Linked DNA regions of Homo sapiens: region 2 is linked to region 1. A link is a contact called in ENCODE Hi-C or POLR2A ChIA-PET data. All regions are on one chromosome and are shown on one strand. The core of a region is the stretch at or near the end of the contact, and the rest is flanking DNA. Distances in the headings are between cores, read along the strand shown.

Evidence for each region. A loop is a pair of places that touch in the nucleus more often than their neighbours do. ChIA-PET counts read pairs that join two places held with the same protein, here RNA polymerase II (POLR2A). Pooled maps may share reads with other maps.
Region 2: a pooled map shows a loop between it and region 1 (3-fold over the local background). The contact joins two enhancer-like sites. A Hi-C loop is called at or near these places in 6 of 50 pooled maps. POLR2A ChIA-PET finds 5 or more read pairs at or near these places in 2 of 52 experiments (A673 and activated B cell).

What each region holds. Positions count from the first base shown.
Region 1 is chr12:47,117,240-47,125,035 of GRCh38, forward strand. The region is part of intron 2 of PCED1B (PC-esterase domain containing 1B); the gene reads left to right. Among named protein-coding and RNA genes, the nearest start is that of AMIGO2, 41 kb to the left of the region's middle. Within about 2 kb of position 4,077, at least 2 of the 41 ENCODE cell types and tissues checked have a DNase peak (open chromatin) inside an H3K27ac peak, as active enhancers do.
Region 2 is chr12:47,394,158-47,401,953 of GRCh38, forward strand. No RefSeq gene overlaps it. Among named protein-coding and RNA genes, the nearest start is that of LINC02156, 17 kb to the right of the region's middle. RefSeq lists a silencer at 3,631-3,680. Within about 2 kb of position 3,459, at least 2 of the 41 ENCODE cell types and tissues checked have a DNase peak (open chromatin) inside an H3K27ac peak, as active enhancers do.

The DNA.
Region 1 (7,796 bases), core at 2,827-5,326:
CACAATGTGCAGGTTTGTTACATATGTATACATGTGCCATGTTGGTGTGCTGCACCCATTAACTCGTCATTTACATTAGGTGTATCTCCTAATGCTATCCCTCCCCCCTACCTCCACCCCATGACAGGCCCCAGTGTGTGATGTTCCCCATCCTGTGTCCAAGTGTTCTCATTGTTCAATTCCCACCTATGAGTGAGAACATGCAGTGTTTGGTTTTCTGTCCATGCGACAGTTTGCTCAGAATGTTGGTTTCCAGCTTCATCCATGTCCCTACAAAGGACATGAACTCATCCTTCTTTATGGCTGCATAGTATTCCATGGTGTATATGTGCCACATTTTCTTAATCCAGTCTATCATTGTTGGACATTTGGGTTGGTTCCAAGTCTTTGCTATTGTGAATAGTGCCGCAATAAACATACGTGTGCATGTGTCTTTATAGCAGCATGATTTATAATCCTTTGGGTATATACCCAGTAATGGGATGGCTGGGTCAAATGGCATTTCTAGTTCTAGATCCTTGAGGAATCGCCACACTGTCTTCCACAATGATTGAACTAGCTTATAGTCCCACCAACAGTGTAAAAGTGTTCCTATTTCTCCACATCCTCTCCAGCACCTGTTGTTTCCTGACTTTTTAATGATCACCATTCTAACTGGTGTGAGATGGTATCTCATTGTGGTTTTGATTTGCATTTCTCTGATGGCTTGTGATGATGAGCATTTTTTTCATGTGTCTGTTGGCTGCATAAATGTCTTCTTTTGAGAAGTGTCTGTTCATATCCTTTGCCCACTTTTTGATGGGGTTGTTTGATTTTTTGTTGTAAATTTGTTTAAGTTCTTTGTACATTCTGGATATTAGCCATTTGTAGATTGCAAAAATTTTCTCCCATTCTGTAAATTGCCTGTTCACTCTGATGGTAATTTCTTTTGCTGTGCAGAAGCTCTTTAGTTTAATTAGATCCCATTTGTCAATTTTGGCTTTTGTTGCCATTGCTTTTGGTGTTATAGACATGAAGTCCTTGCCCATGCCTATGTCCTGAATGGTATTGCCTAGGTTTTCTTGTAGGGTTTTTATGGTTATAAGTCTAACATGTAAGTCTTTAATCCATCTTGAACTAATTTTTGTATAAGATGTAAGGAAGGGATCTAGTTTCAGCTTTCTACATATGGCTAGCCAGTTTTCCCAGCACCATTTATTAAATAAGGAATCCTTTCCCCATTGCTTGTTTTTGTCAGGTTTGTCAAAGATCAGATGGTTGTAGATGTGTGGTATTATTTCTGAGGGCTCTGTTCTGTTCCATTGGTCTATATCTCTGTTTTGGCACCAGTACCATGTTGTTTTGGTTACTGTAACCTTGTAGTATAGTTTGAAGTCAGGTAGCATGATGCCCCCAGCTTTGTTCTTTTGGCTTAGGATTGTCTTGGGAATGTGGGCTCTTTTTTGGTTCCATATGAACTTTAAATTAGTTTTTTCCAATTCTGTGAAGAAAGTCATTGGTAGCTTGATGGGGATGGCATTGAATCTATAAATTACCTTGGGCAGTATGGCCATTTTCACGATATTGATTCTTCCTATCCGTGAGCATGGAATGTTCTTCCATTTGTTTGTGTCCTCTTTTATTTCCTTGAGCAGTGGTTTGTAGTTGTCCTTGAAGAGGTCCTTCACATCCCTTGTAAGTTAGATTCCTAGGTATTTTATTCTCTTTGAAGCAATTGTGAATAGGAGTTCACAATCATGAGTGTTTTTAAAACCTTATTTTTACAAAACAACTGTATTGGTACTGGCATAAGGATAGTCATATAGATCAGTGGAATAGAATTGAGAGTCTAGAAATAAATCCACATGCCTATAGCCAGCTGATTTTCAACAGTGATGCAAAAACGTTCAATGAGGGAAGAATAGTCTTTTCAACAAATAGTGCTGGGACAACTGCATAACCACATGCAAAAGAATAAAATAAATAAATATATTTACCTCACACCAAATATAAAAATTAATCCTAAATAGATCAAAGGCCTAAACTTAAGAGCTAAAACTACAAAATTCCTAGAAGAAAACAGAGTCGTAAATACTTGTGACCTTAGATTTGGTAATAATTTGTTAGGTATGACAACAAGCAACAAAAGAAAAAATAGATAAATTGGACTTCATCAAAACTAAAAGCTTTTTGACTGGGCATGGTGGCTCACACCTATAATCCCAAAGTATTGGGATTATAGGGAGATGAGAGGATTGCTTGAGCTCAGAAGTTCAAGACCAGCCTGGACAACATAGTGAAACTGCATCTCTTAAAAAAAAGAAAGAAAGAAAACTATTAAAAACTTTTGTGCTTCAAAAAACACTATCAGGGAAGTGAAAAGACAACTCATAAAATGGGAGACAGTGTTTGCAATCTGGCAAGAGACTTATGTCCAGAATATATATGAACTCCTACACCTCAATAATAAAAAGATTAGGCCGGGCGTGGTGGCTCACACCTATAATCCCAGCACTTTGGGAGGTTGAGGCGTGTGGATCATCTGAGGTCAGCCTGGTCAATATGGGAAAACCCCATCTCCACTAAAAATACAAAAATTAGCCAGGCATGGTGGCAGGTGCCTGTAATCCCAGCTACTTGGGGGAGGCTGAGGCATGAGAATTGTTTGAACCCAGGGGGCGGAGGTTACATGAACCAAGATCACACCACTGCACTCCAGCCTGGGGGACAGAGTGAGACTCTGTCTCCATAATAATAATAATAATAATAATAAAATGATTAATTGCCCAATTAAAAAATAGAAAAATGATATTCATAGATATTTCTCCAAGGAAGATACACAAATGGTCAATAAGTACATGAAAAGATGCTCAACGTTATTAGTCATCAGAGAAATGCAAATGAAAGCTACAATGAGATACCACTTCACACCCACTAAGATAGCTAAAAACAAAAATTCAGATAACAAATGTTGACAAGGGTGTGGAGAAATTGGAATCCTCCTGTGCTGCTAGTGGAAATGTAAAATGATGCAGCCACTTTGGAAAATAGTCTGTTTTTCAAGCAGTTAAACAAGGAGTAACCATATGGTCCAGCAATTCTACTTCTAGGTATATACTCAAGAGAAGTGAAAGCATTTGCCCACACAAAATTTTGTATGCAAATGATTATAGCAGTATTATTTATAATAGAAAAAAAGGTGGAAACAACTCAAATGTCCATCAACTGATGAATGGATTAAGAAAATGAGGCATATCTACATAGTGGAATATGTTATGGCCATAAAAAAGAATGCAGTACAGGCCAGACGCAGTGGCTCATGCCTGTAATCCCAGCACTTTGGGAGGCTGAGGTGGGAGGATCACCTGGGGTCAGGAGTTCAAGACCAGCCAGGCCAACATGATGAAATCCCGTTTCTACTAAAAATACAAAAATTAGCTAGGCATGGTGGTCAGTACCTGTAATTCCAGCTACTCGAGAGGCTGAGGCAGGAGAATCACTTGAACCCGGGAGGCAGAGGTTGCAGTGAGCTGAGATCATGTCACTGCCTTTCAGTCTGGGTGACAGAGTGAAATTCCATCTCAAAAAATAATAATAATAATAATGAAGTACAATACATGCTACAACGTGGATGAAGCTTGAAAACATTATGCTAAGTGGAAGAAGCCAGTCATAAAAGATCACACATTATATGATTCAATTTATGTGAAATGTTCTTAACAGGAAAATCTATAAAGACAGAAGGTAGATTCGTGGCTGCCTAGGGGTGGAAAAAATGGCGGTATAGAAAAGGGACATAGCTAAAGGGTATGTGGCTGCTTTCAGAGGTGATGAAAAATGTTCTAAAATTGTGGTGATGGTTCCACATGTCTATGAAAATACTAAAAACCATTGAATTGTACATTTTAAATGGATAAAGTGTATGTTATGTGAATTATTTCTCCATAAAGCATTAAAAATGAGTGAAAAAATCTTATTCTTTAAACACAAGGAAAGAAACAATCCCGGTGATACATTGTAGGCGACGGTTTATAAATGAGACTTTGGCAGAAGGCAGGGGCTTCTCACTTGTTTTTGCATGGTTCCTTTCATGGCTACAAAGTTATGAATCGTTAGTGGGTACTCATTGCCCTGAAGGAGAGAATCTGCTCTGAAAACACTGACTCATTCAAAACCAAACCACTTCAGATCTTAAAAAAATGAAAACTAAAATGAAGCCCAAAGCAAACTGAGTATTTTAATTAATTTAAAATGTTGGAGGCTTTCTTTTTTTAAAGAAATCTCCTTTGCCATTTTTCTCCAATACGTAGAAATAAGAATGCATGTTTTACATGTTCTAATACATTTTTTAGTAGAACAATAATTTAATCTAATTAAATGTCCAAAGAGAATTTTCTAGATGTTGACTTAAGTTGGCTGCTCTGCCTTAGGAAGTTCCTGCTGATGGGAGTAGTAGAGAAGTAATTAAGAGCACCATGGACTTAAGCTTCTTTCCTGTCTCTGTCAAAATAAGTGATAAAAGATGCTCTGAGCCGGGTGTGGTGGAGCTCACGCCTGTAATCCCAACACTTTGGAAGGCAAGGTGGGCAGATCACTTGAGGTCAGCAGTTCGAGACCAGCCTGGCTAACATGGTGAAACCCCGTCTCTACTAAAAATACAAAAATTAGCCGGGTATGGTGGTGGGCGCCTGTAATCCCAGCTACTCGGGAGGCTGAGGCAGGAGAATCGCTTAAACCTAGGGAGGTTGCAGTGAGCTGAAATCATGCCACTGCACTCCAGTCTGGGTGACAGAGCGAGACTCCATCTCAAAAAAAAAAAAAAAAAGATGCTCTGAACTTCCCTTTTTTTTTCTCTAAAATGGGTATAATTATAGTTTGGTCCTCATGAAGTTATAAAAAACATTAATTGAAATAATAAAATGGACATTTAATACACAGTAATCACTCTAAATGTTTGCCATTGTTATTTTAAATTAGGCGTTCATCTCTTGGCCTAATTACACATATTGTTGGAGAATGTGTATACAATCTAGTGATTCACTCTGGCCTTTTTTAAGCACCACAGCAGATTTACCACTGACATACAGGTTTACACCACAGAAAATTTGCTTCATTTGTAATTGCAGCCAATGTGTCTCCCTGATGGGCAGAAAGCCAACTGGATCCATATACTCCCTTGATCCAGAACTTTACATTTCACATTGTCTGGATGTGACTTACATCATAATTGCTCAAACTATATTTTGTTATGTGTGAAAAATAAATGTCTTCCTTATGTCCTCAGTAATAGAAAATCATTAAACATCTTGCAGCTGCTTAATCTTTTAGTCAAGATATTTAGTATGGAAAACTAGAGTAATGGAGGCTTTCTCCTTTCAACTCTTTACTCTTAGCCAGTATCATTCTTTTTTAAAAAATAAACATTTTCCTAAGGCATTGAGCATCTTTTCTGTAGGCTATAGTTGAGTCTTTCAAATCTGGAAAATAAGAATTTGAAGATGGATACAAACCTTGGCACTGATGATAGGTGATTTACAAGTCTGTCTTGCTCTCATGTGCAGAGCTTGGCTGTACAATGCAAATCTTGTCAAAAATCTGTTCAATGATTAGATTTATTAAGCACTCTGCAATGTCCTATCTGTTTTAGAGAACTCACTAAAGAATGTCACTGACCTCCTGGAGATTATAATCCTCTAAATCAAAAACAAAAACCATCAGCTCATTTTCTTTTGCTACTTTCTCATTGTAGTGGAGATATCTGAGTTTCATGGGAAGCGTACCATAGGGTAAGAAGCAGAATGCAGAAAATAAGCCTTTTAGGTTAGAACGAAGAATTATTTGTCATCTGCCTTATGTAGAAATCCTACTTTCTAGCATAATTACATGGTTATGTCACAGTTGAGACAAAATAAGGAGATTGTTAGTTTTCCACAAAACAAGGTAATGTCTTTGATAGCAGTCACATTGAAGAGATCCGCATTCAGTTACAGCTAGTGGTCAAAAAACCTTTCTTAACAACTTTTGTTAGGTAAAAAAGTGCTTTCATGTTACCGAACACTAAAAATTGTTTTGTAAGATATAACAGACATTACTTGAGCTCTAATTGCTCCTTCTAGCCAGTGTGTGAACATAGCCTCATATAACTCCAACTCTACCCAAGCATAGTTGTATTTTATCCATGCAGAGTTCAAACAAAGGTGCTTAATTTTTTTATGACATCAATTATCTATAGAGAATAGAGATTGCACAAACATTTCCCTTTAAAAATTTGATATATGGTTAAGATATACACAGTTTCATAGAATCAACAAAACAATGTACCAAAATTCTATAGTAAGGCCACCAGTATATCAAAAAAAATTAATAACAGTTTCTTTTCCCTTAATGTATTTTATATTCAAGTAAAAACTCAGTGGATATAAGAAGGCAAGAACAAAAGTTGAATATGCATATTTGTTACAATGAGTGTTCTAAACACAGATGATAGAGCCAGGGCATCACAAGCCTTAAGTAACTTCTTTCTTCTCTTTTTGTATCTATTATACTTTCATTTTACAAAATCAGTATCATGCTTATCTACAATTTTGAATTCTCTCTTTCATTCAAATTTTCGTTGTAACTTGGCCTTTCTCTCATGTTATTAAGTATCCTCTGAAAACACTTTAGTGGCTACTTGATATTTTATGAATGCATCATTGTTTATTTATCCACTCCCTATTTTTAGAAATTTTGTTGTTCCTATTTTGGGCTACTATAAAAACAGTGCAATGAACATCTTTGTACTTACATTTTTAACAACTTCATTGATGTATAATTGACATACAATCAACTGCACATAAAATATCTAACTTGACAAGTTTTCACACATGTATACTGCCCACAAGGCTAACACTACAATCACAATAATGAACATATCTAACATCCCAAAAAGTTCTCTCATGTCCCTAACAGTCCCTCCTTGCTTTTCACCCTCATCTCTAGGAAATCATTAACTGCTTTTTACCACTATAGATTAGTTTTAATTTTTTATAATTTTACATAATGGAATCATATAATATGTACTCTTTTGTCTAGTTTTTTCACTCAGCATAATTACTTTAAGATTCATGCATGTTGTTTTATGTATCAATAGTTACTCCTTTTTATTGCTGAACACTATTCCATTGCATGGATATACCAAAATGTGTTTATTCATTCACCTGTTGACAAGCATTTGTGTTTTTCTGTTTTTTTGCTATTACAAATAAAGTTCCTATAAACATTCATCTGTAAGTCTTTGTATATACATGAGGTTTTTTTTTTTTTGTATACAATTGAGTTTACACTTTGTTCTTGTATCCTGCTTTTATTTCTCTGGGGAAGATAAGTACGAGTGGAATGGCTGGGTCATGTGAGAGTTGTATGACTTTTTAAGAAATGAATCAGCAGTATATGAGCATTCCAGTTGCTCAACATGCTAACCAGCACTTGTTATGATCAGTCTTTAAATTTAGGCATTCTAAATAGAGTGTGGTAATATCATATTGTGTTTTTAATTTGCATTTTACTAATGATTATAAGCAAACTGTCATGTCCTTATTTGCCATCTGTATTTATCTTTGGTGATGTGGCTGTCCAAATCTGTTTCCCTTTTTTAAAAAATTGAATGGGTTTGTATGATAGAGTTGTGGGAGTTCTTTATATATTCTCAATACAGGTTCTTAACAGGTAAGTGATGAGCAAATATTCTCTCCCAATCTGTGCTTGAATTTTCAGTCTCTGAACAGTGCTTTCTAAATAGCAGATATTCTTAATTTTGGTGAAGTCCAACATACCAA
Region 2 (7,796 bases), core at 2,209-4,708, 280 kb after region 1:
CTTGAACTTTTGTAACACCAACTGAGGGGAAGGGTGAGGGGAGGAGAAAGACTGAAGAGGCAGGGGACCAAGGGGAGGACGTGGGCCTAGAGTCTGAGTGAATCACATCCCGAGGTGAGTGTAGGTTGTAGAGGAAGAGATGGGGAAAAAGAGGGGATTTTCCTCTGAGATGCCACATGATGTTCATTTCACCCTGTAGTCTCACCGTGCCCCTCCATAGAGTTAAAAGCCAACCTCATGCTAGGAATTCCTAGCATTTTTAACTCAGGCTTTGACTATACTCCAGAGCTCCAGATCCACTTGGACTTTGTTTAAGAAACATCTCAAATTTACCTTGTCCAAAACAAAGCATTTGTTTAGCACCCCTTAAAAACGTGTTTCTCGGCAGGGCGCAGTGGCTCACGCCTGTAATCCCAGCACCTTGGGAGGCCGAGGCGGGTGGATCACAAGGTCAGGAAATCGAGACCATCCTGACTAACACGGTGAAACCCCGTCTCTACTAAAACTACAAAAAAATAGCTAGGGGTGGTGGTGGGCGCCTGTAGTCCCAGCTACTCAGGAAGCTGAGGCAGGAGAATGGCGTGAACCCGGGAGGCGGAGCTTGTAGTGAGCCGAGATCAAGCCACTGCACTCCAGTCTGGGCTACAGAGTGAGACTCTGTCTCAAAAAAAAACACAAAGACCTGAAGAGTCATCCTTGATTTTTCTCTCTACACTTGTAATAACTCCTTCAGTGAGTGCTGTCAGTGTACCTCCAAATACAGTCGAAATGACCCCGGGGAGTGGGGGTGGGAATTCTATATCAGGAGTATCAAAGTGTGGAACTTAGTAAAGTCCAAATCTGGTAGGCCTCACTCTAGTCTTTCTTCTTAATTTTTTTTAAATCAATACATTGTAACTGTACATAGTTATGGGATACAATTTGATATTTCCATACATCTATGTTGTATAATGATCAAATTGGCATTTAGCATATCCATTACCTTGTGAATTTATCCTTTCTTAGTGGTAAGGACATCCAAAAGTGTCTCTTCTAGCTATTTTGTAATATACAATAATTTACTCTTAACCATAGTCATCTGAATGTGCAACAGAACTTATCCCTCCTCTCTAATTGTAACTTTGTGCGAGTTAACCAACTTCTTCCTATCCTCCCTGCTCCAGTCTTTCTCACCACCCTGGTGGCACTGCTGCAGGGCCAAGGTCATTGCCTGTCTGGACCCCATGTCTAGCAGTCTTCTGAATTAAATGCCTATCCTCCCTTGCCCTTGGTCCACAACTTTATCTTCACAAATATACTATTGAGCAAAAGAGTCCAGACACAAAAGAGGACATATTATATGACTCTATTCATGTAAATTTCAAAAACAGGCAAAGCTACTACCATTGTCGGGTGGTGATGGTGATAATGGGGGGTGGGGAGCAATTGAAAGGAGTTTCAAGGAGTTCCAGTGGCTGGTCATGTTCTGTTTCTTGATCAGACAGTGAAACACAAATGTGTTCACTTCATGAAAATTCACAAGCTATACATTTATGAGTTGTGCTCATTTCTGATTGCATGTCATACTTCAATAAAAAATTTACTTAAAATTTGAAAAAAATTAAGTAATTATTTCAGGCTGAAAATGTTTGTAAACCATTAAGAACATCAAAGTGTCTGCATTTTGAAAATATGTGATTTTATTCTTGGTGCCCATGGAGATTCAAAATGTACCTCTTTTAACAACAAATGAATTTTTCTCCTATAGTACAAAATCACTCTTTTTTTTTTTTAAAAGAAGTCTCGCTCTTGTCTCCCAGGCTGGAGTGCAATGATGCCATCTCAGCTCACTGCAACCTCTGCCTCCCGGGTTCAAGCAATTCTCCTGCCTCAGTCTCTTGAGTAGCTGGGATTGCAGCTGCCTGCCACCATGCCTGGCTAATTGTTTTTTTAGTAGAGATGGGGTTTCACCACATTGGCCAGGCTGGTCTCAAACTCCTGACCTCAGATGATTCACCTGTCTCGGCCTCCCAAAGTGCTGGGATTACAGGCATGAGCCACTGCTCCCAGCCCAATGACTCGTTTTTAATTCAACTAAAATAAAACTAGGAATCAATCACTGTTGAGTAATGGGGATTTGTAAAAACATCTGAAATATGAAAAATGTTACCAAAACTTGGGTAGAGACTGGGGTAGCTGTCAGGACACTTGTGACAGAAGCCAGCACTTGGCCTAGCCTTTCAGAATTACTGTGGGACTTTCACTGAATCAGACTTCCCTTCTTTCTTAAAAGACCCATATGGGGCAACTGTATCTCACCATACATCTTCTTCTCTCTTTTTTTTTCTAGCTAAAATGGAAAGGATGGAACCCGAGATATCTTTGTCTTTGTCTTCCTTGTCTTCCTTGTTGACATTCTTTGTCTTCCTTGTTGACAGCTCCTGCAGGCATCCCCAAACTGATTTGCTGAAGGTGAGAATCTGCCCCCTGAATCACAAAGGGTGGCTGTGCTGCTCACTTAGTCTGTTTTGTGTTGCTGTAACAGGATATCTGAGACCCAGTAATTTACAAAGAAAAGGGGTTCATTTAGCTCATGGTTCTGCAGGCTGGGAAGTACAAGAAGCATAGCATTAGCATCTGCTCTGGTGAGAGCCACATGGTAGGTCCAAACATGGTAGAGAAGGTCAAAGGGGAATTATGAAAAGTCAGAGCCCAATGGCATCTTGGCTTTACCACAACCTATTCTCAAGGGAAGAAATCCATTCTCAGCAATGAACCTAGTCTGGCCAGACAAAGAATTTACTAACTAACAAAAGGGTACCAAGCCATGCATGAGGGCTCTGCCTCCATGACCAAGTACTTCCCACAGGCTTACTTCCCAACCCCGCAAGACAAGGACCAAATTTCAACATGAGTTTTGCTGGGAACAAACAAATCCTACCCAAACCATAGCAGCTGCCAATGACAAAATGAAACCAAGTTTCATAGGGCCCTCTCTGCTCCACATGTAGGCAACTCTGCAGGCATTTGGAGCACCTGTTAGCATGGACTAGAAGTCTAATTGGCCCTTTCTTCCTGTGCAGAGATCCTGGTGCAGGTGGCTCTCCCTGCTTCACCCCTAGGCATATCTTCAGGCATTTGGAGCACCTGCTCTCTTGGTTCAGCAGCCTGAGCCACCCCCACCCTTCCTGTGCATAGACTGTGGTACAGTAGGGCCCCCTCCACTGCAAGCAGATCTCCAGACATTCAAATCACCTTCTTGCTTGGTTCAGCAGCTGAAGTCACCCCACCCCTCCTGTACAGAGATCTTGGTGCAGGGGACTTTTTCTCTGCTTCATGGCCAGGGAGATCTTCAGGACCCTGGAGCACCACTCTCCTGGATTAGGAGTTTAGGCTGACACCCATCCCCATCCAGAGAACTTGGGGCTGAGGAGGTTTCCTAGCTCCATGCCTAGGCACACCTCTAGAAACTTGGTGGCAGCCCACTGGATTCTCCTTTGGCACTGGTGCTTATGCTTGCCATCAGGGGACGTGTAACTGGGCCTTCCAAGTTCGGCTCCACCCATCTTGCCCCACCCCTCCATTCCCTGGAGCTGAGAAGAGAGCTCAGACCACTGTGCATTCCATAAATGAGCCCATTGCCTGAGGCAACAAAGAGCTCCTCTCAGTAAACAAGGATCGGGTATATACCCAGCCATGTTGGCCACAACCAGCTCTTACACATAAGTGACATCTACTGGCTTGTCTGTTTAACTGCACAGCCCCGTGTAATATCTAGAGAGTGTAGGAAGAGGGGAAGGGAAAGAAAAAGAAGAAAAGGCAATAATTTTATAGGGAAAGAAATAAAAACAAAAATCCTACCCACACAAAAATAATTACAAAAATTAGAAGTGCCAGCACTTCCAGATGAGAAGGAATCAGAGCAAGAATTCTGGAACCATGAAAAATCTGAATGTGACAACATCAAAAGATCACAGTAGCTCTCCAGCAATGGTCCCTAACCCAGATGGAAACCCAGAAATTACAGATAAAGAATTCAAAGCATGAATTGCAAGGAAGCTCAATAAGATCCAAGACAAGGTTGAAAATCAACACAGGCCAGGTGCAGTGGCTCATGCCTGTAATCCCAAGACTTTGAGAGGCCAAGGCAGCAGGATCACTTGAGGTCAGGAGTTCAAGACCAGTCTGGCCAACATGGTGAAACCCTGTTTCTACTAAAAATACAAAAAATTAGCTGGGTGTGGTGGCGCACGTGTGTAGTCCCAGCTACTTGGGAGGCTGTGGCAGGAGAATCACTTGAGCTGGGAAGCGGAGGTACCAGTGAGCCAAGATCACACCACTGTACTCCAGCCTGGGTGACAAAGAAAGACTCCATCTAAAAAAAAAAAAAAAAAAATCAGCACAAGGAAACTTCTAAAGTAATCTGGGAAATGAAAGAAGAGATAAAACATCCTAAAAATAAATCAGTCAGAGCTTCTGGAATTGAAAAACTCACTTAGGGAATTTCAAAATACAACTGAAAGTTTTATCAATAGACTGCACCAAGCAGAAGAAAGAATTTCAGAGTTTGAAGACTGGTCTTTTGAACTAACCCACTTACACAAAAATTTTGTTAAAAAGAATTTTTTAAAGATAGTCTTTGAGAAATATAGAATTATGTCAAGTGACCAAACCTATGCATTGTTGGCATTCCTGAGAGACAAGAGAAAAAGTAAACAACCTGGAAAACATATTTGAGGAAATAATTCAAGAAAATTTTCCTAATCTTGCTAGAGAGGTAGACATCTGGATATAAGAAATCCAGAGAACATCTGTGACAAACTATTCAAAATGAACATAACAAAGAAATTAAGTCACTACACTGTCCAAGGTCAATATTAAAGAAAAAAAAATGTTAAAGGCAGCTAAAGACAGAGATCAGATCACATACAAAGGGAACCCTATCATGCTAACAGCAGACTTCTCAGTATAAACCTTACCAACCAAGATAGGCTGGTGGCCTATTTTCAGCATTCTAAAAGACAAGAAATTGTATTTCGCAGAGAAATACAAAAGACTCTCAGAGACTATTATGAACACCTCTGTGCACACAAACTAGAAAATTTAGAGGAAATGGATTAATTTCTGGAAACACACAAGGCCCCAAGATTGAATCAGGAAGAAGTTGAAACACTGGACAGATCAATGTGAAGTTCCAAAATTGAATCAGTCACAAAAAAAGCCCCAGACCAGATGGATTCACAGTTGGGTGAATTCTGCCAGATGTACAAAGAAGAGGTGGTACCAATTCTACTGAAACTATTCCAAGAAAACAAGGAGGAGGATGCCTCCCTAACTCATTCTGTGAAGCCGTCATCACCCTGATACCAAAACCTGGCAAAGACACAATGAAAAAAAGAAAACTACAGGCCAATGTCCCTGATGAACATAGACAAAAATAACTTTAACCAAATCCAACAAAACCAAATCTAACAGCACATCAAAAAACTAATTCACAATGATCAAGTAGGCTTCATTCGTGGGATGCAAGGTTGGTTCAGCTGTGCAAATCAATAAATGTGATTCACCATATAAACAGAATTAAAAACAAAAGCCGTATGATCATCTCAATAGACATGGAGAAAGCTTTTGATAAAAGCTAACATCCTTTAATCGTAAAAGCCCTTAACAAACTAGGCATTGAAGGAACATGCCTCAAAATAATAAGAGCCATCTATCACAAACCCACAGTCAATATCATACTGAATGGGAAAAAACTGGAAGCATTTCCCTTGAGAAAAAGAACATGACAAAGATGCCTACTCTCCTCACTGCTATTCAAAATAGCACCAGAAGTGCTAGCCAGAACAATCAGGTAAGATAAAAAAAAAAAAGACATCCAAATAGTAAAAGAAGAAGTCAAGCTATCTCTCTTTGCTGATGATATGATTCTACACCTAGAAAACCCTAAAGATTCTGCCAAAAGGGCTCTGGAACTTATAAACAACTTCAGTAAAGTTTCAGGATACAAAATCAATGTACAAAATTGGTAGCATTTCTATACACCAATAATATTCAAACTGAGAGACAAATTGAGAATGTAATTTCATTTACAGTAGCCAAAAAAAAAACCCTAAAATACCTAGGAATACATCTAACCAAAGAAGTGAAAGAGTTCTACAAGGAGAAGTACAAAATGCTACTAAAATAAATCATAGTTGACACAAACAAATGAGAAACATTTCTTACTCATTCCTTGCTCGTGGCTATTAAAGTAGCCACACTGCCCAAAGCAATCTACAGATTCAATGCTATTTCTATCAAACTACCAAGGTCATTACTCACAGAAGTAGAAAAAAGCTGTTCTAAAATTCATATGGAATCCCCAAAAAGCCTGACTGGCCAAAGCAAAGCAAAACTAATAAAGCCAGAGATATCATATTACCTGATTTCAAACTATACTACAAGGTTAGGCAACAGTAACTAAAACAGCATGGTATTGGTACAAAAACAGATGCATAAATCAATGAAAAAGATTAGGGAACTCAGAAATAAAGCCACCATCTACAGCCATCTGTTCTTTGACAAAGCTGACAAAAATAAGCAACGGGTAAAAGACTTCCTATTCAGTAAATGGTGCTTGGATAGCTGGCTAGCCATATGCAGAAGAATGAAACTGGACTCCTACCTCTCACCATATACAAAAATTAACTCAAGATTGATTAAAGATTTAAATATAAGACTTCAAACTATAAGGATTCTAGAAAAAGACCTAGGAAATATCATTCTGAACATTGGCCTTGGAAAGAATTTATGACTATGTCCTCAAAACCAATTGCAACAAAAACAAAAATTGACAAGTGGAACCCAATTAAACTAAAGACCTTCTGCAGAGCAAAAGAAACTATCAACAGAGTAAACAGACAACCTACAGGATGGGAGAAAATATTTGCAAACTATGCATTTGACAAAGGTCTAATATCCAGAATCTATAAGGAACTTAAACAATTGAACAAACAAAAACCAAATAACCCCATTCAGAAAGACATGAACAGACACTTCTCAAAGGAAGACATACAAGTGGCCAACAAGCATGAAAAAATGGTCCACATCTGATATGGTTGGGCTTTGTGTCCCTACCCAAATCTCATCTTGAATTGTAATCCCTATAATCCCCACACGTCAAGGGAGAGAACACGTGGAGATAATTGAATCATGGGGGTGGTTTCCCCCATGCTGTTCTCGTGACAGTGAGTTCTCATGAAATCTGATGGCTTTATAAAGGGCTCCTCCCCCTTCACTCAGCACTTCTCCTTTCTACTGCCTTTTGAAGAAGATGCCTTGCTTCCCCTTTGCCTTCCATCATGATTGTAAGTTTCCTGGGGCATCCCCAGCCATGCTGAACTGTGAGTCAATTAAACCTCTTTCCTTTATAAATTACCCAGTCTTAGGCAGTTGTTTATAGCAGTATGAAAATGGACTGATACAACATCACTAATCATTAGATAAATGCGAATTAAAGCCATAATACGATACCATCTCACACCAGTCAGAGTGGCTGTTAGTAAAAAGTCAAAAACAACAAATGTCAGCGAGGCTGAGAAAATAAGGGAATGCTCACACTCTGTTGGTAGGAATGTAAATTAATTCAGCCACGGTGGAAAGCAGTTTGGTGGTCTTTCAAAGAACTTAAAAGTGAATTACCATTTGACCTAGCAATCCCATTATTGGGTATATCCCCAAAGAAAAATAAATCATTCTACCAAAAAGACACATGCATTCATATGTTCATCACAGCATTATTCACAATAGTAAAGACATGGAATCAACCTAGGTGC